Regions from separate parts of the Homo sapiens genome. Here all the other regions are linked to region 3. Evidence: chromatin loops called from intact Hi-C (ENCODE). Cell type or tissue: heart left ventricle. All regions are shown on one strand. Each heading gives the region's core, and the rest is flanking DNA. Links, peaks and the distances in the headings are about the cores only. Region 1 overlaps LINC02603 (long intergenic non-protein coding RNA 2603). Region 2 has its middle 27 kb from the start of MIRLET7A1HG. Region 3 holds the start of PTPDC1 (protein tyrosine phosphatase domain containing 1).

Evidence for each region. Hi-C counts contacts between places; a loop is a spot of excess contacts. Peaks named below come from ENCODE experiments on the same cell type or tissue, not always from the same donor. Only the 100,000 strongest peaks of a DNase experiment are listed, where the experiment ranks them.
Region 1: a loop joins it to region 3, with 3 times the contacts of the local background. A loop is called at or near these places in 2 of 110 quality-filtered maps.
Region 2: a loop joins it to region 3, with 5 times the contacts of the local background. A loop is called at or near these places in 17 of 110 quality-filtered maps.

The regions. Positions count from the first base shown.
Region 1 is chr9:94,209,809-94,219,809 of GRCh38, forward strand. The region is part of intron 1 of LINC02603 (long intergenic non-protein coding RNA 2603); the gene reads right to left. Among named protein-coding and RNA genes, the nearest start is that of MIRLET7D, 36 kb to the left of the region's middle. RefSeq lists an enhancer at 2,591-3,153. In heart left ventricle, for the core only: a CTCF peak has its summit at 3,894 (motif pointing left); a DNase peak (open chromatin) is centred at 3,923.
Region 2 is chr9:94,133,983-94,143,983 of GRCh38, forward strand. No RefSeq gene overlaps it. Among named protein-coding and RNA genes, the nearest start is that of MIRLET7A1HG, 27 kb to the right of the region's middle. RefSeq lists an enhancer at 7,120-7,289. In heart left ventricle, for the core only: no CTCF peak of the experiment used is centred there; DNase peaks (open chromatin) are centred at 6,079, 6,379 and 6,899; H3K4me3 peaks cover 397 bases; H3K27ac peaks cover 2,500 bases.
Region 3 is chr9:94,078,273-94,088,273 of GRCh38, forward strand. PTPDC1 (protein tyrosine phosphatase domain containing 1) reads left to right here and starts at 6,192. Exons shown (of 9, transcript NM_001253829.2): 1 at 6,192-6,502; 2 at 6,979-7,150; 3 at 9,559-9,639; 4 at 9,873-9,991. The coding sequence starts at 6,259. RefSeq lists a silencer at 6,115-6,409. In heart left ventricle, for the core only: a CTCF peak has its summit at 3,779; no DNase peak of the experiment used is centred there; H3K4me3 peaks cover 161 bases; H3K27ac peaks cover 1,696 bases.

The sequences.
Region 1 (10,001 bases), core at 2,612-5,111, 130 kb after region 3:
ACTAATTTATCAATTAGTTCTTTTATGGATCATGCTTTTGGTGTTTTATCTAAGAAACCTTTGCCTGGCCAGGCGTGGTAGCTCACGCCTGTAATCCCAGCATTTTGAGAGGCCAAGACTGATGGATCACCTTAGGTCAGAAGTTCCAGACCAGCCTGGCCAACATGGTGAAACGATGTCTCTACTAAAAATACAAAAAATTAGCCGGGCGTGGTGGCAGGCGCCTGTAGTCCCAGCTACTCGGAAGGCTGAGGCAGGAGAATGACGTGAACCTGGGGGAGGCGGAGCTTGCAGTGAGCCAAGATTGCGCCACGGCACTCCAGCCTGGGCGACAGAGCGAGACTCCGTCTCAAAAAAAAACAACAACAACAAAAAAGAAAAACAAGAACCTTTGTCTAACTTAAGGTCACAAAGATTTTCTCCTGTGTTTTGTACGTTTTGTATTGTTGTTTCTTAAACTTTTTATTTTAACATAACTGTAGATTAACATACAGCTGTGAAATAATACAGATAGATCACATATACCCTTTATGCATTTTTTCCAGTAGTAACATCTTGTATAACTGTAAGAACAGTATCACAACTAGGAAATTGACATTGATACAATCCTCCACTATTATTTAGATCTCAAGAGCTTTACATTTGTGTGTGTGTGTAGTTCTGTGTGATTTTGTCATATGTGTGGATTTATGTGACCAGCACCACAGTCAAGATATAAAACAGTTTTATCAGAAGGATCATTTATGCTAACCTTTTCTAGCCACAACTACCTTCCTTCCTTCCCTATCCCTAATCCCTGGTTACAATTAATCTGATATACATCTCCATGATTTTAGTATTTCAACAGTTTTATATAAATGGAATCATGTAGTACGTAACATTTTGTGGTTGGCTTTTTTCTCTTGGCATAATTATCCCCATTTTCCACTAAGCCTCCCCTTTTGTTTAAGCTGGGTAGAGTCTGGTAAACCTCATTGCAACCCCAAGTGTTCTGATTGATAGGGCAACGGGAAAAGCCTCAGGGAAACATTAGGCAGGAAATGGCACTGCCTTCTACAAGAAATGCCTTAGTTTCTTTACTTGCAAAATGGAGATAAAATTATGTGCCCTGTCTGCTTCACAAGTCTCTTGGGAGATTCTTCTGGAATAATGAATGTGAATGAGCTCTGTAAAATGTACATTGGCATGTACCTGTTATTACTAACGATAAAAGTTTTGTTTATTTGTACTGCCTCATTGTCTATGGAACCCAGGTCTTCTCCCCTTTGGTACTTCAACTTTCTGGTTTGGGCCCATCTTTTCTCACCTGGGGCTTTCTATGTGCTAGATAGCCTGACTCGGCACTTTAGGCATCTGTGCTATCCCTATCACAAATATGGTCTATGAATTCCTGACTCCAGCTCTTACTAGCTTTGTAGTGTTGGAGAAATAATATAACATCCCTAAATCTCAGTTTCTTTATTTGTAAACTGGAGATAAAAATAGTATATAACTCCATAAGGGTTGTTGTGAGAAATGCCATGCTTATGGTATGTGCCTGGCACACCGGAAGTTACTTGCCCAAGGCCACATGGTCAGTATACATCAGAGCTTGGCTAGAGTCCAAGTCTGTGATGCCAAAGATATCATTCAGGATCACTGAATTCTGTGGTCTTTCAATAGCTTACTTGAGTTTTCTGCCTCACCTTGGTTACATACTCCACAAGATGCCAAGAGAACTGAGTTACTTAAATAATTAAAAACAAAATAAAACAAAACACCATGCTTTTAAGGTCTCTCCCTTGTCCAAAGACCTTTGTTTGGTTATCAATGCCAGGGACTCTCTCTACCACTCCAGATTAATTATGCTAACATTCAAGCCTCCTAACAGTGCTAGACAAAACTTATGTGTCAAATATGCCTCACTGCTATGTTTAGCCCACGAGTGCCCTGGCTGTGCCTGGAATTCTGAGCACATACAAAGATGGAGAGGGCTATTGATAGATTGGGTGGTAGAGGGCATTTCCCAGGGGGAAAATAATGGGGGTGAAGACCAGGGGACAGGTAAGCATGATGGTGTATATGGGAAAAAGGAAACAGTCCATCTAACAGCATGTTGGGTACACAAAAAGGGGGAGTTGAAGATGAGACTGGAACATTAGCTGGACTGTGTAGGCCATGAGTGTGGGTCTAAGATGCCTACTTCCTGTTTAATAGGCAATTAGGAATCCTCGGACATGATGTCAGAGCTAAGGACATGGCCACCTGTGCCCCTGCAGGACATCTTGGCTCAGTTTTCACTCAGACTGTCTCAGGGTTTCCATAGTTAGTCTGGGGTAGACTCTCAGCACTCCCACCCCATGTCCTTCCCCTCATGGTCTCTGGGAGGCCCAGCCTCACTCACTATCAGAAGAGTGCTATCAGCAGTCTCATACCACTGAGATGCTGCAACCTGAAGACCAGAGAAAGCTTCTGGAATGCAACATGACCACAAGATCTCATTCTCTCCGCTTGTCTACATGGAAATCTCTATGCCTCATAGCTGTAAAATGGAGATAACAGCACCTGCTTTAGAGGAGTGCTATGTGGATTAAGTAAGATAATGTAAGAAGAGTGCATAGCATAGGCACTAATCTGCCCTGGCCTTCCCTCCAGCACATTCCATACACAGACTTGTCCAGTGTGTGGGCATCACCTGAGAAGTAGCCACTCAGTTTATGTCTTTCAGAAAACACAAACAATCCGTGGTCACAGAACAGAGATAACTGGTGATTCAGATTTCCAGTACATTAGAAGGCACCTGCGAAGGTACTTCCCTTCGCCTCCTGGGAGCCATCAGTGAGCTCTCCAGGAGAGCAGTATGATGCAGAGAAAGAAACAAAGGAGATGCAGATAGTCATGTTTCTCCTCATTCACGGGGTGAACTTGGGCAGCACCTCCCTTTCTCTGATCCTCAGTTGCTTTGTTGAAATAGGGTTGATGTGAGGGGCCAGTGAGATAATGCAGGTAAAGTGCTGCATGGTGGCCAGCACTATTAGCTCCTGATGGGGGCTGATTCTCCCACGTGGGTGCCTGTGAGACTCAACTAAGGGGAGGAGCAGTCAGGATGGTCAGAAGCTCCCTTGTTGCTTTCTAGGCCCTTGCTGTGACCCATCCCTCTGGGACTGGCTCTGTTGTAAGGGTAAAGAAGTTCTGTGACATCCATGTGCCATGTCACTTTCCACCTGGTAGCAGAGGCAGGCACATCAGCTCCTTGGCTCTGTGCTGGTTCTGCTGGAAGGTTTTATAAGAGCACACTGTCCAGTAGAAATGTAGTGTGAGCTGCATGTGTAAGTTTAAGTTTTCTGGTAATTACGTTAAAAAGAATAAAAAGCAGGTGAAAATAATTGTAATATATTTATTTTATTTAACCCAATAGAGGTTGAGTATTCCTAATCTGAAAGTCTAAAATTCAAAATGCACCAAAACCCAAAATGGGCATTGACATGATGCTCAAAGGATATGCTCACTGGAGCATTTCAGATTTTGGATATTGGGATTAGGATGCTCAACCAGTAAGTATAATGTTAATGTGTCAAGCCCCCCGCTCCCCACCCCCCGCAAAAAATCAGAAATTTGAAACATTTCTGGTCCCAAGCATAGAAAAGAGATACTCAACCCATATATTCAAAATATTATCATTATAATATGTAATCAATATTAAAACATTAATGAGTTTTTTTATATGAAGTCTTCAAAGTACCATGTGTGTCATAAACACATCATGGAAAATAGTCTTAATTAGGACAAGTCACATTTCAAGAACTCAAATAGCCATTACTATGTGGCGGCTGATAGCTTCCTCATTGGAGAGTTTATGGCTTAGACTCGGCTTCCTGGAAACAGAGCCATGCTGCCATCTGGTGGTTACTTTGTCAAATAACTCCTCAGGCATCCACCCTGGGCTGGCCCCGTCGAGGTCAATGAAGACAGAAGTTACATCCTTCCCGCCCTTCGGTGCCCTCAACCTAGAGTTCAGAGCAAAGGATGCAAAGTCCCGGAAGAGAAGCCTATCTACATGCCCTGAGATTTGAAAGTGAAAAGGCTGTAACATGAGGAAATCTTTCACAGATGTGGAGATGAGAAGGGGAAATCACCAGCTTGGGGTCATGTGATAAATTCGTAGCTGCCCTGAGGTGAGGACAGCCTTGGCCCAGCCACCAGAGTATCGTACCTAGACCGAGGCAATTGCCTAGAAAATATTGGGGATTTTTTCGTTGTTTTTTGTTTGTTTGTTTTTTTACAAAGTAATGAATCCATTCACGTTTCAAAATGCAAAAGCAGAGTTTCCCATCCCCACGAATCCTAACTACCCAGTTCCCCTTTAGTGAGGCATCACAGGTAATGCTGTGATAAGCTTGTACACTTTATTATTATTATTTTGAGACAGAGTCTTAAGGCTGGAGTGCAGTGGCGTTGATAGAGACAGGAGGCAGCCAAGGCACGCCCCCACCCTCGGACCCCCGACACCCACCTTTAAGGCTGAAAAACCAGACTGCCGGTCCAGATGAAGCCCGCCCTTTGCCCTACTGACTCTTTCTGAATACTGCCCACCTGCGAACTGGGAGGACTGGGTGGGGCCTCGGGAAGTTAACACCGTTTGTAGCAGGAGGGGCCTGGCCTCTGCTGTTCCTGTGTGGTAACCTGGGATTCAATCAGTCAGGTGGAGAGCCTGTTAGCAGGACTCCATCTCACTTTACTGAGTTGTTTTTCCTTTCTGCCCAATAAATTCCATTCCCCCTCACCCTTCAAAGTGTCTGTGAGCCTAATCGTTCCTGGTCGTGTGACAAGAACCTGGTTTGTCCTACAACAGCGTGATCACAGCTCACTGCAGCCTCGACCTCCTAAGCTCAAGGGATCCTCCCACCTCAGCCTCCTGGGTAGTTGGGATACAGGCATGAGCCACCACACGTGGCTAATTTTTGGTATTTTATGTAGAGACAGTTTCACCATGTTGCCTAGGCTACTCTCAAACTCCTGGGCTCAAGCAATCTCCCCTCCTTGGCCTCCCAAAATGTTGGGATTACAGGCATGAGCCACCATGCCCAGCCCCACATATTATTTTTACATGTGCAAGTATATCCATAGACTATACGGGTATACTATTCAAGAATAGTTTCTTGAAATGGAGTTGTTGGGCCCAAGGATATGTGCCTATGTAATTTTGATAGATAAAGAATATCTTTTTTAAAAATCAGCTTTTAAAGATACAATCTACATATAAAAATTCACTATTTTAAGTGTACAGTTTGACAAATGTGTATAGTTCTGTAACCACCACCACGATCATGATGTAGAACATTGCCATCACTCCAGGAAGTTCCCTAGTGGTCCTTAGCAGTTAATTTCCCCACTCCCACCTCAGCCTCTGACAACTACTGATCTGGATTCTGCCCTTATAATTATAGTGGCCTTTTCCAGAATATCATAGAAATGCAATAGAATGTAATCTTTTCTGTCTGGATATTTTCACTTTGCATATAGATCATGCAGTTCATCCATATTGTTGCATGTATGATGTATCAAAGTACAGCAGATCCTTGAATAATATTTTGTCGAACATTGTTTTACTATAATGTTGACGAGAAAAAAAAAATCAATTCCCTGCTGAGGCCACTGTCTGTGTGATGTTTGCACATTTTCCCCACGCCTGGATTGATTTTCTCTGAGTATTCCAGATTACTCCCACATCCCCAAAGATGTACACGCTAGGTTAATTGTTACATCTACATGGTCCCAGTGTGAGTGAGCTTGGGTGTATGAGTGTGGCTCAGGATGGGACGGCATCCTGTCTGGAGTTGGCTCCCGCCTTGCACTCTGAGCTGCTGGGATAGGTTCCAGCCACCTGCAACCCTGAACTGGAATAAGCAGGTTGGAAAGTGGATGAATGAGTGAATACAAATTATTGTTAAAAGAATTTCTGTAAAGTATATGATAATCCTACAATGCATGACATCAAAGAAAACAGTCTGAAAGCTCTCAGCAAGCCCTCTGTATTTGTGATTGTTTTTGAACTGCATGGTCGTAGGAGATGCTCCTGATAATTTTTGCTTTGCAAACATTTATTCTTTGATTCAATCCACCACCACTATGAACACTGTCACTTACTGATTCACCAAAAGTTGTGTAAATAATGATCTTACTTGTTTTTATTAATCTTTCTCAAATGTATGTATAGCTCACTTCTATTTCAATGTTTAATATTAGAAGTATTTGAAGTCTTTATTTAGATATTTCATGATGTTTTAATGACAGAAATATGCCATAGGAACTTAACTCTTATATACATCAATTAGCCTATGGTAAAATTGGTTTCATTATATGTCATTTCACTTAAAGTTGTTATTTCCAAGAACCTATTGATGTTAAGTGAGGACTTTCTGCAATACCTTTTTTAAATTGTTAAGTGATATCATATTCTATAGATATATCAGTTTATCTGTTTACCAGGTGATGGACATTTTGTTTCCAGTTTGGGATTTCTATGAATAAAGCTTCTATGAACATTCAAGTATTTTTTTTTCCCCCCGAGACGGAGTTTCGCCCTTTTTACCCAGCCTGGAGTGCAATGGCATAATCTTGGCTTACTGCAACCTCTGCCTCCTGGGTTCAGGCGATTCTCCTGCCTCAGCCTCCCTGGTAGCTGGGATTACAGGCATGCACTACCATGCCTGGCTAATTTTTGCATTTTTAGTAGAAACGGGGTTTCACCATGTTGGTCAGGCTGGTCTGGAACTCCTGACCTCAGGTGATCTGCCCGCCTCAGCCTCCCAAATTGCTGGGATTAAAGGCGTGAGACACTGCGCCCAGCCAAACATTTGTCTTTAAAGTTTCCTTTCTCCTGAGAAAATACCTAGAAGTGGAATTTCTGGGTCAAATGAGAAGTGAATGTTTAGCTTTGTAAGAAACTGCCAGAGGTTCCAAGATGGCCAAATAGGAACAGCTCCAGTCTACAGCTCCTAGTATGAGCGATGCAGAAGATGGGTGATTTCTGCATTTCCAACTGAGGTACTGGGTTCATCTCACTGCGGCTTTTTGGACAGTGGGTGCAGGACAGTGAGTGCAGCCCACGGAGTGTGAGCTGAAGCAGGGTGAGGCGTTGCCTCACCAAGGAAGCACAAGGGGTCAGGGAATTCCCTTTCCTAGCCAAGGGAAGCTGTGACAGACGGCACCTGGAAAAATTGGGACACTCCCACCCTAATACTTTGCTTTTCTAACGGTCTTAGAAAATGGCACACCAGGAGATTATATCCCGCACATGGCTTGGAGGGTCCCACGCCCACAGAGCCTCGCTTACTGCTAGCACAACAGTATGAGATCAAACTGCAAGGCAGCAATGAGGCTTGGGGAGGGGCACCTGCCATTGCTGAGGCTTGAGTAGGTAAACAAAGCGGCCGGGAAGCTCTAACTGGGTGCAGCCCACTGAAGCTCAAGGAGGCCTGCCTGCCTCTGTAGACTCCACCTCTGGGGGCAGGGCATAGCTGAACAAAAAGCAGCAGAAACTTCTGCAGACTTAAAAGTCCCTGTCTGACAGCTTTGAAGAGAGTAGTGGTTCTCCCAGCATGGAGTTTGAGATCTGAGAATGGACAGACTGCCTCCTCAAGTGGGTCCCTGACCCCCGAGTAGTCTAACTGGGAGGAACCTCCCAGTAGGGGTTGACCAACACCTCATACAGTCGGGTGCCCCTCTGAGATGAAGCTTCTAGAGGAACGATCAGACAGCAACATTTGCTGTTCTGCAGTATTTGCTGTTCTGCAGCCTCTGCTGGTGATACCCAGGCAAACAGGGTCTGGAGTGAGCCTCCAGCAAACTCCAACAGACCTGCAGCTGAGGGTCCTGACTGTTAGAAGGAAAACTAACAAACAGAAAGGACATACACACAAAAACCCCATCTGTATGTCACCATCATCAAAGACCAAAGGTAGATAAAACCACAAAGATGGGGAGAAACCAAAGCAGAAAAGCTGAAAATTCAAAAAATTAGAGCACCTCCTCTCCTCCAAAGGAACGCAGTTCCTTGCCAGCAATGGAGCAAAGCTGGATGGAGAATGACTTTGACAAGTTGAGAGAAGAAGGCTTCAGATGATCAGTAATAACAAACTTCTCTGAGCTAAAGGAGGATGTTCGAACCCATCGCAAATAAGTTAAAACCCTTGAAAAAAGATTAGACGAATGGCTAACTAGAATAAACAGTGTAGAGAAGTCCTTAAATGACCTGATGGAGCTGAGAACCATGGCAGGAGAACTATGTGATGCATGCACAAGCTTCAGTAGCCAATTCCATCAACTGGAAGAAAGGGTATCAGTGAATGAAGATCAGATGAATGAAATGAAGCGAGAAGAGAAGTTTAGAGAAAAAAGAGTAAAAAGAAATGAACAAAGCCTCCAAGAAATATGGGACTATGTGAAAAGACCAAATCTATGTCTCATTGGTGTACCTGAAAGTGACGGGGAGAATGGAACAAAGTTGGAAAACGCTCTGCAGGATATTATCCAGGAGAACTTCCCCAATCTAGCAAGGCAGGCCAACATTCAAATTCAGGAAATACAGAGAACTCCACAAAGATACTTCTTGAGAAGAGCAACTCCAAGATACATAATTGTCAGATTCACCAAAGTTTAAATGAAGGAAAAAATGTTAAGGGCAGCCAGAGAGAAAGGTTGGGTTACCCACAAAGGGAAGCCCATCAGACTAACAGCAGATCTCTTGGCAGAAACTCTACAAGCCAGAAGAGAGTGGGGGCCGATATTCAACATTCTTGAAGAAAAGAATTTTCAACCCAGAATTTCATATCCAGCCAAACTAAGCTTCATAAGTGAAGGAGAAATAAAATCCTTTACAGACAAGCAAATGCTGAGAGATTTTGTCACCACCAGGCGTGCCTTACAAGGGCTCCTGAAGGAAGCACTAAACATGAAAAGGAACAACCGGTACCAGCCACTGCAAAAACATGCCAAATTGTAAAGACCATCAATGCTAGGAAGAAACTGCATCAACTAACGAGCAAAATAACCAGCTAACATCATAACGACAGGATCAAATTCACACATAAGAATATTAACCTTAAATGTAAATGGGCTAAATGCTCCAATTAAAAGACACAGACTGGCAAATTGGATAAAGAGTCAAGACCCATCAGTGTGCTATATTCAGGAGACCCATCTCACGTGTGGAGACACACATAGTCTCAAAATAAAGGGATGGAGGAAGATCTACCAAATGGAAAAAAAAAAAAAAAAAAGCAGGGGTTGCAATCCTAGTCTCTGATAAAACAGACTTTAAAACAACAAAGATCTAAAGAGACAGAGAAGGCCATTACATAATGGTAAAGGGATCAATTCAACAAGAAGAGCTAACTAACCTAAACATATATGCACCCAATACAGGAGCACCCAGATTCATAAAGCGAGTCCTTGGAGACCTACAAAGAGACTTAGACTCCCACACAATAATAATGGGAGACTTTAACACCCCACTGTCAACATTAGACAGATCAATGAGACAGAAAGTTAACAAGGATATCCAGGAATTGAACTCAGCTCTGCACCAAGCGGACCTAATAGACATCTACAGAATTCTCCACCCCAAGTCAAGAGAATATACATTCTTCTCAGCACCACATCACACTTATTCCAAAATTGACCACATAGTTGGAAGTAAAGCACTCCTCAGAAAATGTAAAAGAACAGAAATTATAACAAACTGTCTCTCAGACCACAGTGCAATCAAACTAGAACTCAGGATTAAGAAACTCACTCAAAACCGCTCAACTACATGGAAACTGAACAACCTGCTCCTGAATGACTACTGGGTACATAACGAAATGAAGGCAGAAATAAAGATGTTCTTTGAAACCAATGAGAACAAAGACACAACATACCAGAATCTCTGGGACACATTTAAAGCAGTGTGTAGAGGGAAATTTATAGCACTAAATGCCCACAAGAGGAAGCAGGAAAGATCTAAAATTGACACCAAAACA
Region 2 (10,001 bases), core at 4,669-7,168, 58 kb after region 3:
ACCCTGGAGTATTCAGATGAGCACTTCATTCATGAGAAAATTATCATGTTAACAAATCTGAGAAAACAAAAATGTGATAATCTTAAGATGCAGAAAAAGCATTTGATGAAATCCAACAAGATTCTTGATAAAAATTCTTAGCAAGTTGGTAATACGAACTTTCTCAATCTGGTAAAGGACAGCTACAGAAAACCTACAGGCACCATTGTACCTAGTAATGATGAAAGGCTGGACGCTGATCCCATAGGATCAGGAGCAGTTCCAAAATGCATGCTCTTGCCACTCCTATTCAGCATTGCACTGGAGGTTCTCACTAGTGCAGTTGTTACAGTGGGTAGCCAGTCAGACATGAGCAGGGCAGGAGAGGCACTCCCACCAGGAATGCCAGGTGACCATCAGTTGATGGCCAGGCAGTTATTAAACTGTCTCTCTGAAATAATTATTGGTTGCAGCCAGTGCCAGGGAAAGACAGTTTCCCAATAGACAGAAACACCTAAAACTGGTGATCAGCAGCTTCCCAATAAGATCTCAAGAGTTGGATGAGTGGGCTCAAGCATGTGCACTAAGAGGCAAAATGGTGGAGTTTAACTGGTATATGACCTTCCTCTAGGAATGCTAGACTGGTAGAGGAAAAACACCTGAAGTGAGCATGCATAGACTGTAGTAAACACACTGCACATGCGGCCTCTCCCAAGCGCTAGCAGGCCAATGCACATGCAGACAGCCCACCCCACGGGAAGAATCAGGGGAGAAGCAATGCACAACCCCACAAGTATGCCAGTGTATAAAACCCTAAGTCAAAGGTCAAACTGTGCACTTGAATCTCTCAAGTCGCCCGCCTGGCCCTCTTCCAAGAGTACTTCTTTTCATTCCTGCTCTAAAGCTTTTTAATAAACTTTCTCTCCTGCTCTAAAACTTGCCTCCGTCTCTCATTCTGCTTTATGCCCCTCACACAAGTTCTTCTGAGGAGGCAAGAAATGAGGTTGCTGCGGACCTGTACAGATTTGCCACTGCTAACACAATCAGGCAAGAAAAGAAATAAAAGACAAGGAGAATAGAAAGTAAAACTATTTTTATTCTCAAACATGACTGTCTATGTGGAAAACCTGATGGGTTCTAGAAAAACAAAGCTACTAGGTCAAATGAGTGAGCTTAGCAAAGCAGAGGGATACAAGGTCAACATACAAAAATCAACTGTGTTTCTATAAACTGGCAATGAACAATCCAAAATTGAAATTGACAAAACAATGTCCTTTACCATAGCATCAAAAAGATAAAATACTAGTGATAAATCTGCCAGAAAATGTGAAAGACCTGTTTTATTCATTTCCTAGGGCAGTCATAACAAATTACCACCACCTGGGTGGCTTAAAACAACAGTTTATTCTCTCACAGTGCTGGAGTCCAGAAGTCTGTCTGACATCAAGGTGTCGGTAGGGCTGCAGTACTTGCGAAAGCTCTAAGGAACAGTCTGTTCTTTGCCTCTTCCTGCTTCTGTTGGCTTCAGATGTTCCTTGGTATTTTTTGGCTTGTAGCCCCATCATTCCAATCTCTGCCTCCATCTTCACGTCATCTTCTCCTCCCTCTGTCTTTCTCCTCTGTATCTCTCTTACAAAAACATGTCTTTGGATTTAGAGCCCATCTGGAGAATTCTGAGTGAGCTCTGCATCTTGAGACATTTAATTGTATCTGCAGAGTTCTTTTTCCAAATAAGGTCATATTCTCAGACCCTGGGTATTAAGACATGGGCATATTTTGGGGCAGGGGCTATGATTCAACTCACTACATCCATACACTGAAAACTACAAAATACTGCTGAAAGAAATTAAACTGACCTAAATAAATGGAGACATACACCTTGTCCATGAGTCAGAGGATTCAAGATTGTTAGAATGTCAACTTCCCCCCGTAATTGACCTATGTATTCATTGCAATGCTAATCAAAATTCAAGCTGGCTTTTCTTGTAGAAATTGACAAGCTAATTATAAAGTTCATGTGGAAAGGCAAAGGATTTAGAATGACCAAGACAACTTTGAAAAAGAACAAAATTGGAGGGCTAACACTACCTGATTTCAAGAACTATTATAAAACTACAGTAATCAATACTGAGTGGTTTTGGTATATAGATAGATTAATGGAACAGAATAAGGATTCTAGAAAAAGACCCATGCATATATGGACACATGATTTTTGACAAAGGTACAAAGGCAAAGGAGTAGAGAAAGGATAGTGATTTTTTGTTTTGTTTTGTTTGTAGATATGAGGGTCTCACTGGGTTGACTGGGCCAGGCTTGAACTCCTGCCCTCAACCATCCTCCCACGTTGGCCTCCCAAAGTGCTGGTATTACAATCGTGAGCCACCTCACCTGTCTGAGAAAAGATAGTCTTTCAACAAATGGTGCTGGGACAATTAGACATTTATAGATATATAAAAGAACTTGGATGTATATCGTTCACCATATTAAAAAATCAACTCAAAAAGGATCATAAACCTAAATGTAAAATCTAAAATTATAAAATTTTTAGAAGAAAACATGAGAGAAACATGTGTGGCCTTGGGTTAGCTCAAGATTTGTGAGATGCAACACCAAAAGTACAATCCATAAGAACAGGTTGGTAAATTGAACTACATCAAAATTTAAAGTTTGTTCCTCAAAAGACACTGAGAGAGAATGAAAACAAAAACAAAAACAAAAAAACTTAACTGCTCTATGAGAAGAACGAGAAGACAATCCACAGACTAGGAAAGAATCTTTGCAAAGCATATATCTGTTAAAGGACTTGCATCCAGACTATATGAAAGCTCTCAAAATTCAACAGTAAGAAAAAAAGAGCAGCCCAAACTTTTAAGAGTCCAAAAGATTTGAATAGACCAACAAAGATATACAGTTGATAAATAAACACATGAAAATAGGCACTATTAGTCATTAGAGAAATGCAAATTAAAACGTCATTAGCTTTAGAGAAATACACACTTTAGAATGGTTAAAATTTAAAAGACCGACCATACCAAGTGTTGATGAGGATATAATGAAATGGAAACTCTCATCCACTTCCAGTGGGAATATAAAATGGCCCAATCCATTTAGAAAATGGTTTGGCAATACCTTATATGATCCAGCCATTCTGTCAGAGGCATTTGAACCAGAGCCAACTCCATCCTGAATAGGAACTGGGTAAAATGAGGCTGAGACCTACTGGGCTGCATTCCCAGGAGGTTAAGGCATTCTAAGTCACAGGATGAGATAGGAGGTAGTCACAAAATATAGGTCATAAAGACCTTGCTGATAAAACAGGCTGCAGTAAAGAAGCTGGCTAAAACACCAAATCAAGATGGCAACAAGAGTGATCTCTGGTCACCCTCACTGCTACACTCCCACCTACACCATGACAGTTTACAAATGCCATGGCAATGTCAGAAAGTTACTCTATATGGTCTAAAAAGGGGAGGCATGAATAATCCACCCCTTGTTTAGCATATCATCAAGAAATAATCATAAAAATGGGCAACCAGTAGCCCTCAGGACTGCTCTGCCTATAGAGTAGCCATTCTTTTATTCCATTACTTTCTTAATAAACTTGCTTTCACTTTATGCACTGACCTCGAATTCTTTCTTGCGAGAGATCCAAGAACCCTTTCTTGGGGTCTGGATCAGGATCCCTTTCCAATAACAATTCCACTCCTAGGCATTTACCCAAAAGAAAAAAAATACATATATCCCTACAAAGACTTGTACATGAGTGTTCACAGCAGCTTTATGTGGAATAGCCAAAAACTGGAAATAACACAAACATCCATGAACAGGTGAACAGATAAACTAACTGTGGTTATAAAAATAGGTGAAATACTATCTAGCAATTTAAAAAGAATAAGTTATTAACACATACAACAGGAATGAATTTCAACCTAATTATGCTGAGTGAAAGACTCTAGACAAAAAAAGAATTATATACTTTGTAATTTCATTTATATGAAACTCTAGAAAATGCAAAGTAATCTGTAGTGACAGATAGCTGATCTGTGGTTGCCTGGAGGTGGGGAAGGGAGAGGAAGGAGGCATGATCATAACTGAAAAGCAGGTTAGTTGCTTGCCACACACAGTATCCAATTAACAAAGTGAGATCTGGTACAAAACAAGTGAATTTATTCCAAAGCTAGCTTATGGAAAGAGGCACAAGGCGCCGTGACTTTAAATGTGCTGCTTCACTTTTGGAGCAGAAAACTTTTATAAGGTAGGCCGTGGGCCGGGCGCAGTGGCTCATGCCTGTAATCCCAACACTTTGGGAGGCCGAGGCGGGTGGATCCCAAGGTCAGGAATCCGAGACCAGCCTGACCAACGTGGGAAAACCCCGTCTCTACTAAAAATACAAAAATTAGCTAGGCATGGTGGTGTGTTCTTGTAATCCCAGCTACTTGGGAGGCTGAGGCAGGAGAATTGCTTGAACCGGGACCCAGGAGGCGGAGGTTGCAGTGAGCTGAGATCACGCCTCTGCACTCCAGCCTGGGCGACAGAGTGAGACTCTGTCTCAAAAAAAAAAAAGAAAGGTAGGGGGTGAAGTGTGCATGGGCAGGGGGTCCCAATGCTAGCTTGGTGACTTATCTATCCAACAGTTGAGTTGGCACCTTCTTGGGCAAAAATAAGTTGTAAACGTGGCCACACCAGCATGCTTTTGACATGCCCTCTGCATGGGTACAAGTTCTGAGGCAATCCCCTGGAGGTGAGAGTTCCATGGGGTATGTTTCAGTCTGCAAATCAACTGTCAACTGTCTTGGAGCACATAGTTAGATGAATTTGCCTTGTAGGTAGTGTCTGGTGAGGGGAGGTGAAGATTATATTTGCATTTCTGAAGGCCAAAGTAGGAAGCAGGAAACAGAGAGGGAAAGAAAAAGAAATAAATAAGAGAATTTTTTTTTAAATTTAAACTATCTCTTGGCTGGGCAAGGTGGCTTATGCCTGTAATCCCAGCACTTTGGAAGACCAAGGCAGGCAGATCACTTGAGACCAGGAGTTCAAGACTACCCTGGCCAACATGGTGAAACCCCGTCTCAACTAAAAATACAAAAATTAGCCAGGCGAAGTGGCACATGCTTGTAGTCCCAGCTACTTGGGAAGCTGAGGCAGGAGAATCGCTTGAGCCCAGAAGGCGGAGGTTGCAGTGAGCTGAGATCGCGCCACTGCACTCCAGCCTGGGCAACACAGAGTGAGACTCTGTCTCAAATAAATAAATAACCGCCTGACCATCACCTGATGGTTGCCTGACATTCCCTCCCACCCCTGGAGGCCCTCTCCTGCCCTGCTCATGTCTGCCTGACTACCTACTGTAACATAATGATGGTGGTTTTCTCTGGGGAGGGCTCTGGGAAGGGTTGTTATATACAAGGGGAACTTGAGCTTTAACTATCATTTGAATTTTTATGGCACAAATGTGCCGACATATTAACTGTATTATTTTTTAAAGTTAGAAAAAATTTTCTAGCTCACAACTGAGTTCTGATGTTTGTTGATTCTGAATCTTCAGCAAACCTCTATGAGTTGTAATATTTTTACAGTAGGAGCTTTGTTTTTACAATCTAAAATATCTTTAAATGAACTGAAATTTATTTTTATTTAAAATGTTTTTCCTAAGAATTTCTAAAGGACTGTGTTTGGAAAAAATCTGCTTTTTAACAGATGTCTTACATTCCCTCCTCAGTCCTGTCTCTAAATATTACTTGGTAAAAGTAACACACTATTTTTCTAGACTCTGACTAATGCTTCTTTGGGTTTTTTTTTTTTTTTTTTTTTTTTGGCCACCGCCCATTCAGAACACAACCTCTATTACCAGATGTTTGTCTTCCTGCTTTCTATATTTAAAAGTCACAGATGAGATTTAGCTGGTATAGCCACATAGTTATTTTTTTGTCAACAGTTTAAAGTTTTGACAATCGGCATTGGCAAACTAATTTGAAGACCAAAACAAAAAAAATCTTGATTTAATTAAAGAGCTTAAGAAAGATTTCAGCCTGTCTGACTTCCGCAGGGCAGGCCAGGAGGTCAGAATGGCGCTCAGAAGTCCTCCTCCACAGGAATTCTAACCCGGAGCGCCTGCTGGCTACTGCCCAGAAACTGAGTCATGAAGAAACCCCACGTGTAAAATAATCCTTCAGGCAAATGGGAAACGGTACCTTAGAATGGACTGTATCAGAGCCATGGACTCAAGATTTGAATGAAATACAGAGCCAGCTAAGTTCCCTCCCGCTGGAGCCATTCATTCAGCACTTCATTATGGAGCATCTTAGAGTCCTTCCTGGGCTTAGGGACACAAATGGACCACGGGCTGCGTCGGCTCCTCAGCAGTTCAACTAAGTGGGGAGGCAAGCTCTGGGAACAGACTGCAGCCCCAGGCCAGATGGCTTCTTACCGGGAACATACCAGGTCATGTGAGGCCAAGAGCCCTCTGGGAAGGCAGAGAAGGCTCCACAGAGGAGGGGACATGACTCGTGGATTTGTATGCAGAAAATAGAGGGACAAGAATTCTGGACAACAAAACAATAGATACTAGCACTCCCGGCCTTTCATTCTGAAAAGCCAAATCATCCTTTGTCCACGGACTGTAGGGAGAGGTTGGGGTAGAAATAAAGTCAGTGAGTCATTCTGGTGGCAAATTTCAAACAGCCCCAACCCCCACTTTTTAAAACAGTCCACAAACAGGTGAGCAAGAGTAGCGCATTTCTTCTCTTTCTTTAAACCAACTCAGTGTAGACTTCAAGCCCCCATCTCTCCCCAGGCAGGTGAAATACCTGATCTCAGTCATGCCAGGCCTCCAAGAATGTGCCACGGTCCCAAGACCATCCGCAGCCCTACAGGTTGGGCCAGGTCCTCTGCTCCCCATCCCAGGGCCTGGGCTGTTGAGATGTGGAGCCTCTGGGGAGGGACCACTAGCAAAGCTGGAACACGTGTGTATTCTCTCTTTAAAGGATAGAAATGTGCCTAGAGGCCAGCATTTCCAAACATGCAGAGGGCCTCTCTCCAGCTGGGCCGGGGGTGAGAGCAACCCTGGCATTAAGCCTGTTCCCATTCCACCATCTGCATGGATGGCTCTGTCCGAGGTTTTTAACCACAGACATCCTGGTAATCGGGTTCCAGGAGTTCAGAGACCTGTCTTCTAATTTGGCATCCTCTCTTGACCCCAAGAAAATCACTTTTATCTTTCTCTTTGTGTGAAGTCAGCTGGCCACACCCCCAGCCATTCAATTTGTCTACAGATTCTTGGGCAAATGTCTTTCAGTTCCAACTCCCTGTCTCCAACCCTGGGTCAGTCTCTGGGTCTCTTTCCACTTCCCTCCACACCCCTCAGGGCCTGTCTAAAGACGCATCCTCCACATTCTTTCCCCACTTCCAAGTCCCATGGTTTCCCTGGCTTTGTCTGATAGGTACCAAAATGGGTCCCAGCTGGAGTCCAGCTTGTCCCCCACAGTGGGGGCCAATGTCGCATCATCCCGCACAGCACAGTCCCCTCACCTCTGAGACCTCACTTCTGCTGTGTTTCCACCCTTCCCCCGGTGACATCTGCCCTCCTGGCCCACTTCAGAGGAATTTTCTCCATGCACTTCCCCAGACCCCAGGCCAGTGACCTTCTCTTAGTCTGAGAACTTGGCAAATTCTTCTCCTCAGACAGCACTCACTTCCTGCAGTGAGCATGCTGCCCCAGACAACTGCGGGCTCCTGGGAGGCAAGGGTGGCTCAGGACAAAGATTTCCCCAGACCCGCAGAGCCCGCTGGTGTCCAAGGGGAGCAGAGGAGGAGAAGAATCTGCTACAAGGAGATTCTACAGGAGATTCTACAGTGTGGAGAAAATTGCAACGAGGCAAAACCACATCAGCATCATGAGCTACAGGCAGGAATGGAACAGGTTCCACAGAGTCAGGAAAGGGTCCACCTCCATTTAAGTCGGGCGGCCTCTGGACAGGGGCGCAGGGGTGTGGGGCAGACCTCCCCCTCTCTGCCCCCTCATTTGCCCCCCTGCCAGCCTGCGTGTCCCCTCCCTCGGTTGCGCTCCCACCACCTTTGCCCTTGTCCCTGAATCCCCAGGCATCTGGCCTCTCTGGAACCAGTCACTGGTCATGTCTGAGGTTCCAGGTCCCCTGCTCCCTCTGACCTCAGAAGCAGTGTAGACTTACTGCCCGCTCTCCTCCCTTGGCCCCTCTGGCTGTCTGACCCCTTTTCTGGGTCCTACTCCTCCTCCTGGCCCAACTGTCAGTGCTGCCCACACCCCTCACTGCCTCCTGGGGAGGGGTCACCCCACTGCGCCCATCCCTCCCAGCCGCTGTGGCCTGGGAGCTGGCATTCACCACCCAGAGCCAAACACAAGGCCCTGGAGCTTGTCCTGCCCCAGGGCCACCAGGATGAAGGCTGGCTGTCCTGCTGCCTCCTGTACCCTCTCTGTTTCATTTCCATCTGTAAAAGGCAGTGCCAAGAATGGTGGTTGTCAGAAGCTATGGGGAGCGGGAATGGGGAGTTGTTGTTCAATGGGGACAGAGTTTCAGTTTGAACTGAACCAATAAAAACGTTCTGGAGATGAATGGTGGTGTTGGTTGCACAATCATGTGAATGCATTTAATGCCACTGATCTGGACAATTAAAAATGGTGAGGATGGTAAATTTTATGTTATGCATATTTTACCAAAATTTTTTGTTTGTTTTTTTCGAGACAGAGTCTTGCTCCAACCTGTTGCCCAGGCTGGAATGCAGTGGCGCCATCGTGGCTCACTGCAACCTCCTCCTCCCAGATTTAAGCAATTCTCCTGCCTCAGCCTCTGCAGTAGCTGGGATTACAGGTGCCCACCACCACCCCTGGCTAATTTTTGTATTTTTAGTAGAGATGGGGTTTCACTCCACTGGCCAGGCTGGTCTCAAACTCCTGACCTCATGATCCTCCCACCTCGGCCTCCAAAAGTGCTGGGATTATAGGCTTGAGCCACTGCACCCAGCCTACCACAATATTTTTAAATGAGAAGAAAGAGCATTGCCCAATAGTGCCTACTTTGCACTGTTGCTTACTGATTAAATGGGATGATGTTTGCAGAATACTGAATGCAATGCCCGCATCCAATAACAGTTCAATAAATGACCTCTAAATTATCTCTAGATCTTCAGTCACAGTCTCCAGTTGCCTGCCAGACACTCCCACATACCCTTCATACCTCGTCTTGGGGCAAATGAAATGCCTGCTGGGGCTGACGCTGCCAAGAGCAGAGCCCAGACTGAATCCCACTCCCATTACCCCTCAGCCTGTTCTCCACACACAGAGGCCTGACAGAGGAAACAGGGGTGGGACGAGACAGGCCTGGGCAGTGCAGCTCCCAGAGTGGTCCCCACTTGGAAAGTGGGGTGCAGAAAATAAGAGTCAGGATTTAGAAAATCTATGCCAATCTGACAGTGTCTGATGAATAGAATAATTAAAGTTGGGTTTGTATTCTGGATGTCTTTTAAAAATATTTTTCCAGTAGTTTATCTTTACGTTATGAAAGTGTTGATCTGTGTTATATTAGAAATTTTTAAAAAGAGACCAGGCACCATGGCTCATGCCTGTAATCTCAGCACTTTGAGAGGCCAAAGTGGATGGATCACTTGAGGCCAGGAGTTCAAGACCAGCCTGGCCAACAAGGTGAAACCCTGTCTCTACTAAAAATACAAAAACCATCCGGGCGCGGTAGCAGGTGCCTGTAATCCCAGCTACTAGGGAGGCTGAGGCAGGAGAATCGCTTGAACCCAGGAGGTGGAGGTTGTAGTGAGCCAAGCTCGCACCATTGCATTCCAGCCTGGGTGACAAGAGCAAAACTCTGTCTCAAAAAAAAAGAAGAAGAAGAAGAAGAAAGAAAGAAAAAGAAATTTTTAAAAAGAACTAGGCCTTTACCATAGATAGTTTGAAAAGCCCCAAGCTAGGCTGTGCCAGGATAACAGATCAATTCCTAAATCTCAGTGGCTTAACCAACGATAGCCTGATTCTTGTTTGAATT
Region 3 (10,001 bases), core at 2,515-5,014:
TTGCTGCATGTAAGATTCTTGATTGACAGCTTAATATTTAGCACTTTGAATATGTCGTTCCTCTACTTTCTGGTCTCCATGGTTTCTGATGAGAAGTAAACTTAATCTTTTTGAGGTTTCTTTGTACACAAGGAGTCATTTTTCTATTTGAGCATTTTTACTGTGATGTGTTTTAATGTGGATCTATTTGTATGTATCCTACTTAGAGTTTTTTGAACTTCTTGGATGTGTGGATTAATGTTTTTCATCAGATTTGGGAAGCTTTAAGCCATTATTTCTAAAAGTTTTTTCTACTCCTCTCTCAACTCTCTTTCTGTTCACTTATAGTAGGGTATATGTTGGTTCACTTAATGGTATTCCACATTTCTGTGAGGCTTTGTTCATTTTTTCATTTTTTATTCTCTGTGTTTTTCAGAGTGCATAATCTCTATCAGTCTTATCTTCAGGTTCTCTAATTCTTCCTTCTGCCACTTCAGATCCTCTGTTGAGCTGCTTGAGTGAATTTTTCATTGTTTTTGTACTTTTTAACTTCTGAATTTCCATTTGCTTCCTTTTTAAAATTCCCATCTCTTTATTGGTATTCTGTATCTGATGAAAGAAACATTGTCATCATAGCTTCTTTTACTTCTTTAAACATGGGTTCCTTTAGGACTTTGAATATATTTGTAATGGCTGCTTTGAAGGCTTTGGTATATCAGATGCCTGGCCTCTCTAACAGATAGTGTCTATTGACTACACTTTTTTCTGTGTATAGGTCATACTTTTTTCTTTCTTTCCATGTCTCATACTTTTTGTTGAAAACTGGACATTTTAGGTAATATTTTTTAGCACCTCTAGATACTCTTCCCTCCCCGGACTTGTTTTTGTTGTTATTTGCCTGTCTATTTGATCAGAGACTTGACTAGATCATCTTAGTGATGGACTAGTCTTTTTTTCTTCATAGTTTGAAGCCTCTGATGTGACTCCTAAGAGGGCATGGCCTTGGTCAAGCAAACGCAGTCACCCTGAGAAGACAGTGGTTTTTTTTTAGCAGGGCACTCTTTCCCTCTTCCACGAATGTCTCTGTTAGGCTGTCTCCCTCAGTTGTTAGCACACCAGCTGTTGGGTTCCACTAATTACCTGCTGATCATTCTGTTGTTTTTGACAAAGCCCTGGGTCATCTGTTGCCCTACAATCTGATCTAATTAAGTTTGGGTGGTGGCTGTTTTTGAGGTCAGTCTTGAGGTTTGATCATGCTCCATGAGAGGACTTAGTTGTCTCTTTCCTTGGTTCTCTCTGGCAAACTAGTGTGACTACAGTTCAGCTTATTGGTCTCATGAAGCTATGAGGTTACTCTTATTAATAACTGCTTAACCAAAACCTCCATTGTTTTTGAAAGCTTGAACTTTCCCATGCTGTGTTTCAGATAAAGATAGTTTTGTAGGGGGAGAGCTTCAGAATTCTCTGTTTTTAAGGCCTGCTTCTCCTTCTGGCTGAAGTCTACTAGCCATGTCTCTGGAGCTTGAGGCGGGGACAACAGCCCACTTCTCTGAGTGATCCCCCTACTTTGCAAGGTGAGCAGGAATGATAGCTTCTGGTCTTCTTGGCTTGCCTAAGTGTGGAATCTTTGACCTACAGATGAGGTGGAGCAGGGGCACTTGGGAGAAGCCAGCCAGGGTGAGGAGGAAATCCATATGGGAGAGCAGCCCAGCAGTGGCGAAGCCTGAGCCAGATAACACCTGTGTGGGAGAGTGACCTGGCCCAGGTTATTAGAACATTCCCAGGCATCAGAGCTTGGGTCAGGTTGGGAGGGCTCCATGTGGCAGGGTGACCCTACATGGAATATTGGAACATAGGCAGGATGAGGAGAGCATCTACCCAGGTGGGTGGCAGCAGCAGCTTGGCATAGGTGTTAAAGCCCAGATGGGATGAGAGAGGCATCCACATGGAGGAGGGAGCAGAGGTAGTGATGGGAGACTGGTTACATGTAGGGGGCTTGGTCAATTAGGTAAATATATTAAAGATTACTGTGCCCAGGCTTCTCACAGAGTTATAATTATAGGTACAGTTGTGGAAAGGGTGGAAATTAGAGGAACTCTGTGGTGTTGGCTTGGAATTGGTAGCATCAGGGTAAACTCTTGGTTTTCCATATGTATATATGCCTACATATGGGAATAAATATAGATGTAAAGTGTGATAATGTATGTGCCTGTGCATAATATCCATATTCTTTAGCACTGTCCACTGAGAGGGCCTGGCAGCAGTAACACTCTAATGGCAATGAGCATACCTAACACACAGACATTGGTTTCTAGATACCGTTCTTTACTAATAAATGCAAGGGCTTCCGAGTCTAATCATGAGGAAACTGCATGCCCAAATTGAGAGAGATTGCTACAAAATAACTGGCCTATACTCTTCAAAAGTGTCAAGGTCATCAAAGTCAAGGAAAGACTGAGGAACTTGTTCAAGTGTGAAATAGGTGAAAGAAACAGGACAACTAAATACAACATGTCGTTTTACTGTAAGGAACATTTTTGGAGTAATCAGTGAAGCTTGAATGAGGTCTGAGGAATAGAGGGCAAGTAGTAATATCTCAACCATAATTTCCTGATTTGGGGTAATTTTCAAGAATATCTTTGTGGGAAATATACACTAAATTATTTGGCGTAATGGGGCAGCATTTCTGCAAGTTACTCTAAAAAATTCAAGGGAAAATATTCTTTTTTTCTTTTTCTTTTTCTTTTTTTTTTTTTTTGAGACAGTCCCGCTCTGTCACCCAGACTAGAGTGCAGTGGTGCAATCTCAGCTCACTGCAACCTCTGCCTTCCAGGTGCAAGCAATTCTCCTGCCTCAGCCTTCCAAGTAGCTGGTACTACAGGCATGCGCCACTACACCCAGCCCATTTTTGTATTTTTAGTAGAGACTGGGTTTCACCATGTTGGCCAGGTGGGTTTCTAACTACTGACCTCAGGTGATCTGCCCTCCTCAGCCTCCCAAAGTGCTGGGATTACAGGCATGAGCCACCATGCCCAGCCAAGGAAAAATATTATTTGTAACTTTTGTAACTTTTCTGTAAGTTTGACATTGATTCAAAGTAAAAATATAAAATATTCTCAAAAATATATGGGCCAGGCATGGTGGCAGGCACCTGTCATATTGGCTACCAGAGAGGCTGAGGCAGGAAGATTGTTTGAGCCTAGGAATTCAAGGCTGCAGTGAGCTATGATCACGTCACTGCTCTCTAGCCTGTGTGACAGAGCAAGGTGCTGTCTTTAAAAAAAAATTAAAAATTAAAACTAAAGTGTTCGATTGTGTTGCATGCTGCTGCACAGTCAAATAGAAACTCTAAAAAGTCCACCTCAAAACAGATCATCGGAGGCCTTAGCAAGAGTGGTTTGATTTGAGAGTGGAGGCAGAGGCCAGAGCTGAGTAGGCTAAGGATGAGACCTGTGACACGTGGAGATGGCAGGTGTAGTCACCTTGGTTTGGAGGTTTAGCTATGAAGGGGAGAGAAGAAGGGCCCTCAGAAGAAGGGAAATTATAGTGAAAGATCTGGAAACAATTACATATACCTAGGAATGTTTGAAAAACAGAAATAGGGAAAGTCTTGGAAAAGTTCTGTCTTCGGATATTTGAAAATCTTTCAAGACAAAGAGAAGCTTTATTCTTTATTTTCAGTGGGAAGAACCAGAACCGATGTTTATAGAATGGATTTTAACTCAACACTAGAGAACATTTGAAGCCCAGCGTGTTGGCAGGCATCTGTAGTCCCAGCTACTCAAGAGGCTGAGGCAGGAGGAGCCCTCGAGCCCAAAAATTTGAGTGCAGCCTAAGCAACAAAGTGAGATTCCCATCTCTAAAGAAGGAAGGAAAGAAAACATTTGAGCTGTCTAACAGTGGAATAGTCAGTTCCCTTGTGAAAAGTGAGCCTCTTGTCACAAAAAGTAGAGAACACGAGGCTGGAAATTCAGCTGTACAGCAAATTCCTGGAAGTAACTCCTCCGTGGACTTAAGAATGCGGATAGGTGGGCCTCCCACGCCCACCAGGCACCCACTGCATTCTCAGCCTATTGTTCTATGACTTTAGGAAGCAATGATCCCTTTCTGAAATCTTGAGTATAGAAGGAAATTACTAGTTCTTGGTGTTCTAGATCTCACTTTTCAGTGTTTTACCTGCCCACTTATAGAAATTAAGGAAGAAAAGACTCAGTACTCACTGGTACATTTTAGTGGGTTTCTTTGTTGTGTTTATTGTAACTGATTTCATATTTGTCATGATCAGTATCTCATTTTGTTCCTTAAATATTATTCTAAATTTGGTTCTCGTGTCCAGAGGTGGGTACATTTCTTTTCATCTGCCTCATCAATGCAAGGTATATTCACAGCACCTCATTGTTGGGAACACTGAGCAAGCATGCAGAAAGGGCTGCTTTCACCTTGCAGAATCCTGTTTGCGTTAGGCTTGACTTCCTTAGACATTGACACAGGGTCACTGACTGTACGGTAACTGGGGTAAGCTCAGTCATTTTGTGTTTATTTGAGGTCAACCCAGGGCTCAAGATTTCACCACAGAGATTATTCTTGAGGTGATCTATAAACCATCCCTTCCTTAGCTTGGTCCAAATAAGTCCTACCCCTACCCCTTATCTAATGAAATTAGTTGTCATTTTTAGTGTAGTTGAAAGCAGTTACTTTTGACTTTTCTCTGTAGATGTCCTCAGATGCTGGTTCTCCAGGCCATGGACTTGTTTCTGCAGAGCTCACCACTCTTGTTTCTCAAGAGCTAAGTTAACATTCTGGAGTGCCACATACTCAGAAGCACAGACTTGCCCAGAAATCTTCTTAGACTCCCTCTTACACAGATAGCAAATACACAGCTCCTTAGTTTGAGCATTTAGGGCCTCCTGCCAGTAAGTTCATGTTCTTGTCATGCAGACCTCTGTGCAACTGCTGTTTCTGTGTTGCCCTTAGGGTCCTGAGGGCCTTGCCTAGAATAATCCTCATATAATTCCTCCGACAGGAAAGCTGTGCTTTCTTCCATGGCTGCATTCTAAATAACAAAGGCATGATACTATACATAGAGTAGGAATTTGGACACCAAATCGGGATTCTGTGTCCCTGTCTTATTCGACAAAAGTGCACATTACTGGGGAGATGGGGGCGGCATTTTAAAAGGAGCTTGGTATAGCATTAGTAATCGTTAAAAAAAAAAAAATAGAAAATAGCCTTATCTGTAGCAGTACAGTAGTTTGTTTCTGTGCACACACATCTGAAATACCACTTGTGCAGAGAGCTAGCGAGCAAGCGAGGGCGCAGCCTGACATTAACAAGGGAGGAGGCGGACAATGAGTACATTAGTGGTTGTTGCACTTTCTGTTTTCTTTATATCCTTTATCTTCAAGTTGCAACCTCCCCCTCATCTAGTTCCTTTAAAAATGTGATATTTAGTGATCTTTCTTTGTATGCCTCTGCCAAGACATTATTGAAGCTTCTTTTTTCCCTCACTGCAACAAAAGGCAGAGAATGGTGTTTTGAGTTTTTGAGAGGCATGGCTACTATAACTGTCCAACAGAGGCATAACTAAGAATTGGGTTTTTATATTCTGAAAATGAACACATGAAGTTAAATGTCTTCTGATAATATATCACCTCTAAAAATGTCTTTATTTGTTCTATCCAAGTATTTCTTTAATAGTTTTACCAAGAAAAAATAGAAGTGGTTTTGGTTATGAAAAATTGGATGATATTTTAATAATCTTGTAAGGTGTCCAGCATATCCCACTTTATTACAATTAACTTTTTTCTGCACTATTCAAACGAGGAGTAGAAAGGTAATTTTTTTCAAAATATCCAGAGACAGGTTGTGAACAGAATAACAGAATTTAAGCCTTTTAACATGTATGTAAAAGGCAGTTTTTGCATCAGGAAGACAGTTTTCTAAATTCACTACAGTATTTTGGGGAGTAATTCTTTGGTTAGATATTTTAAGTGCATTTGAGAAACAAAATTTAGTAATCAATATATTTAAAATTTATATTATTCTTCCCTATATTTGAACAATTTGTCCAAAATGCAATCTGTTCATATTGGATTTTGCCTGTTCAGATCTAAGTGGGAATCAGTAGTTTCTTTGTTTGTCGCCATGGAAACCAGTCAGCCAATCTGAATGGCTCTTAGATCATACAGAACGATGCAATGCTCCCTGCTCTCAGTGAAAGTTCCTCACTGAGTGAGTGGGGCTGACTCTTCCTGCCTCCGGCTCTTGCCTCCCAGTGCCATGCAGGTGCAGGATGCAACCAGGCGGCCCTCAGCCGTGCGCTTCCTCAGCTCCTTTCTCCAGGGCCGCCGGCACTCCACCTCAGACCCAGTACTGCGGCTGCAGCAGGCCCGGCGGGGCTCTGGCTTGGGCTCCGGCTCTGCCACGAAGCTGCTGTCCTCGTCCTCTCTCCAGGTGATGGTGGCTGTTTCCTCAGTCAGCCATGCAGAGGGAAACCCAACTTTCCCCGAAAGAAAAAGTAAAGGTCTCTTTCTTCTTATAGATTGCCATACCTATGTATATAAGTTTGAGGAATGGGAATCAGCTGTGTTGTGTTTATACCTTTTTAAATATTGGCAGTTTATTCTATATTATACTTTTTGCTGTCTGTTATGCTATTTTAGTGAATATATAAGAGGATATAAAATGATCAAATGTTTTGTGTTTTTTTATTAAAAATATAGGTTTGAACAAAACTCATTCTCTTGTAAAACATCTGCTTCTACAGTTTCTTCCTCCTAATTGCCAGTATGTGTGGAGATTATTATATGTGAAAGCTTTTTTACATTAAGAGATATATGTCACTTTGACAGGGAAACAGTTTTGTTTTCTTGACAAGATGAAGGTGATTTTGCACTGGCTTGTCATCTACCATCCTGAGATAAAATGGAAGCTATTTCCCATGTTACAATTTCATTTGGAGAGTGGAATTTTGAATTTTCCTTTCCTTATATGTTCTAGGAAATTTAGAACGTCCAACACCAAAGTACACAAAAGTAGGGGAGCGTTTACGGCATGTCATTCCTGGACACATGGCATGTTCCATGGCGTGTGGCGGTAGAGCTTGCAAGTATGAGAACCCAGCCCGCTGGAGTGAGCAGGAGCAAGCCATTAAGGGGGTTTACTCATCCTGGTGAGTGATCCTGTTGGTCTTTCATAGCTCTGTTGGATACAGGAAGGACACTCTGTGTGAGCCAGGAGCCCTGAAGTGTGGGAGGAGCAGTGTGGGACTTTGAAGTCAGGACCTCACTTTGCCAGTCAGTTCTGGCTTTGCCTTAGCTGTGTGATCTTGGCCTATTGACCCTCAGTTTCTTTATCTGTAAGGTGGAAATAATAAAACCAAAACCATAGGGTTTTTTAATTAAGTGAAATGATATATATAAAGTGTATTGAAGAAATGGATAATTAGATAGCTCTTAAATTTCAGAAATGTTTAGAAATAATAAAACTTCAGCTATAAATTTGAGAAAATTATGATGTACATGTGTAATTTTTCAGTTTCATGTAGGTAAGCTTTAGCTTTTATGTTATTCCTATATTCTATATGAAAGGTCACATTTTCATACAAATACCCTTCAGTCTACCCTAATAAAAGTGGTACAAGTTGTCAGCTCAGTAGAAAACATAAGATATTTGCTTTTTTTATGGTGTATAAGTGAAATTAATATTGTTCTTTAATCATACTGCTTTTTATTAAACAGTAAACTAGTCAAATACACCTTTTTGATGTAGTAACATCTGAAAAATTCTGATAAATCACATTTGAAGCATACTTAGAGGAATTCACTGTTTAATTCTAGTAGTGAATTATTTTATACATCAAGAACCCATTTTTCAATTAGATATTTGTCAACTGGCTTATCCAGCTTACAACCTGTACTTTTTCATATTGGATTTGCTCAGTACATCTGTAGTGATATAGTCTGGGGTCCACTGTCATTATTGTTCACCACAGGTCATATTCTGGTCCATCACTATCATACTAATAGTATGAAGAAGGAAACATTCATAGTCAGACAAGAAAATTTCTAATAATGTAGCTTAGGTCATTTGCATATTTTTGCTTTATTGCTGACTAAATCATGTGAGTCTTTTTCACCTCTGCTGCTTTCACGTTACATCCCCCTTCATCTTACACTAATTATCACTGGGGGTCCAAACTTTTGGGTCCCATGTTAAACCATATGCCTTCTTTCAGAGGGAAAGGTGTCATTTTGGATCCTGCCCTGACAGTCTCTGTTATTCCCCTGAGATTCATGTGACCCACGACTTCCAACAGACTTACCTTATATATCTCATCAGGCCACTGATGAGAAATTTGAACAGAACAGAGTGAAGCCAGAGCCCAGAGGCCTGACAAGAGTAATAGTCATTTATTGGGCGTCTGCCCACTCATTCATTCAGTAAATATCCATTTGGCTGTAGGCCAGTCAGTGTGCTAGATGCTTTCATACTATTATCTTTTATCTTCATAAAACTCTTGTGAGCTGTTAATGCCATTTTATCAATGAAAGAATTGAGTTCCAGAGAGACCAAGTAATTTGCTACCAAGCTAGAAAGTAGAAGAGCCAGCATTTGAAACCAAGCCCAACTGACTCTGGAGCCCATATTTGTCACCAAATTACAGTAACTCAGTATTTATTCATAACTGCATGTCAGGATTTGTGCCAAAGACTTTACATCCACATCATATTGAATTCTCACACCAACCCTGTGAGACAGGCATTATTATCCCCATTTAACACCTTGTAACTAAGATTCAGATAGTTGAATAACAAAATATCTCCCAGTTGGCCCTCCTCATGTAAGTCACTACCCATTGAGTAACAATCCAGACTGTTACCTTCACCACCAGCTGAGTTTTCTCCATCATGTCCACTAAAATCTCTTGAGAGTTCTTGAAAATACTTTGCTGGAATCCACAAATAATTTATGTCTTGGAATTTTTTCCAGGGATTTAAGAAGCTAGAGTTTCTTAGAGCTCTAATCATCCAAAATTGAAGCCAGATTTGTATAAGAATATTCTTACACGGGTGCACCAAAATCTCAAAATTCACCACTAAATAACTCATCTATGTAACCTGAAATAATCTGTACCCCAAAAACTATTGAAATTTTAAAAATTAACCTAAAGAGAAAAAAAGCAAAGTATCTAACAGTGCCTTTACTAGACTACCTTTTGTACAAGAAAAAGCAGATAAATAAGAATAAATATTCATATTTGCTTATATTTGCAAAAATAAACACTAAGATGGTAAACATGAAGTTAATACAAATGATTACATATGGGGAACAAACTGAATGGAGTGGATGAAAACGGTTGAGAGCAAACATTTTAGTGCATACCTTTTTGTATTGTTTTGATTTTATTGAACCATGAAACTGTATTATCTGTTCAAATAAAATTTATACACAAAAAAGAATATTCTAACAGAGTTGTTGAAATCATAGAAAAAATCATCTCTCAGGACTGGAACATCTCTTTGGACTGGAACTTCCTAGGTTTCAGCACATCTCACCAGTCCCTCCACCTATTTGCAGGGTCACTGATAATATACTGGCCATGGCCCGCCCATCCTCTGAGCTCCTGGAGAAGTACCACATCATTGATCAGTTCCTCAGGTAAATGCTGTATTGTTCACACACGAGTGAGCAAACTCATGTGTTTTTTTCTTTCATTGCCTTTGTTTCAAGTGAAAGAGTGCTTTCATTTTAACAATAGGCAGTGAAGAGTGTATTTCAAATGAGAAATTAAGATTTTTGAGAGTAATTAATAATGTTGATTAATACCAAAAATGGTTAATTTTTTTTAAATGCTAGCTCCCAATATGACTGACTGCCCTTTTTCCTTTAAGCCATGGCATAAAAACAATAATCAACCTCCAGCGCCCTGGTGAGCATGCTAGCTGTGGGAACCCTCTGGAACAAGAAAGTGGCTTCACATACCTTCCTGAGGCTTTCATGGAGGCTGGCAGTAAGTTCCT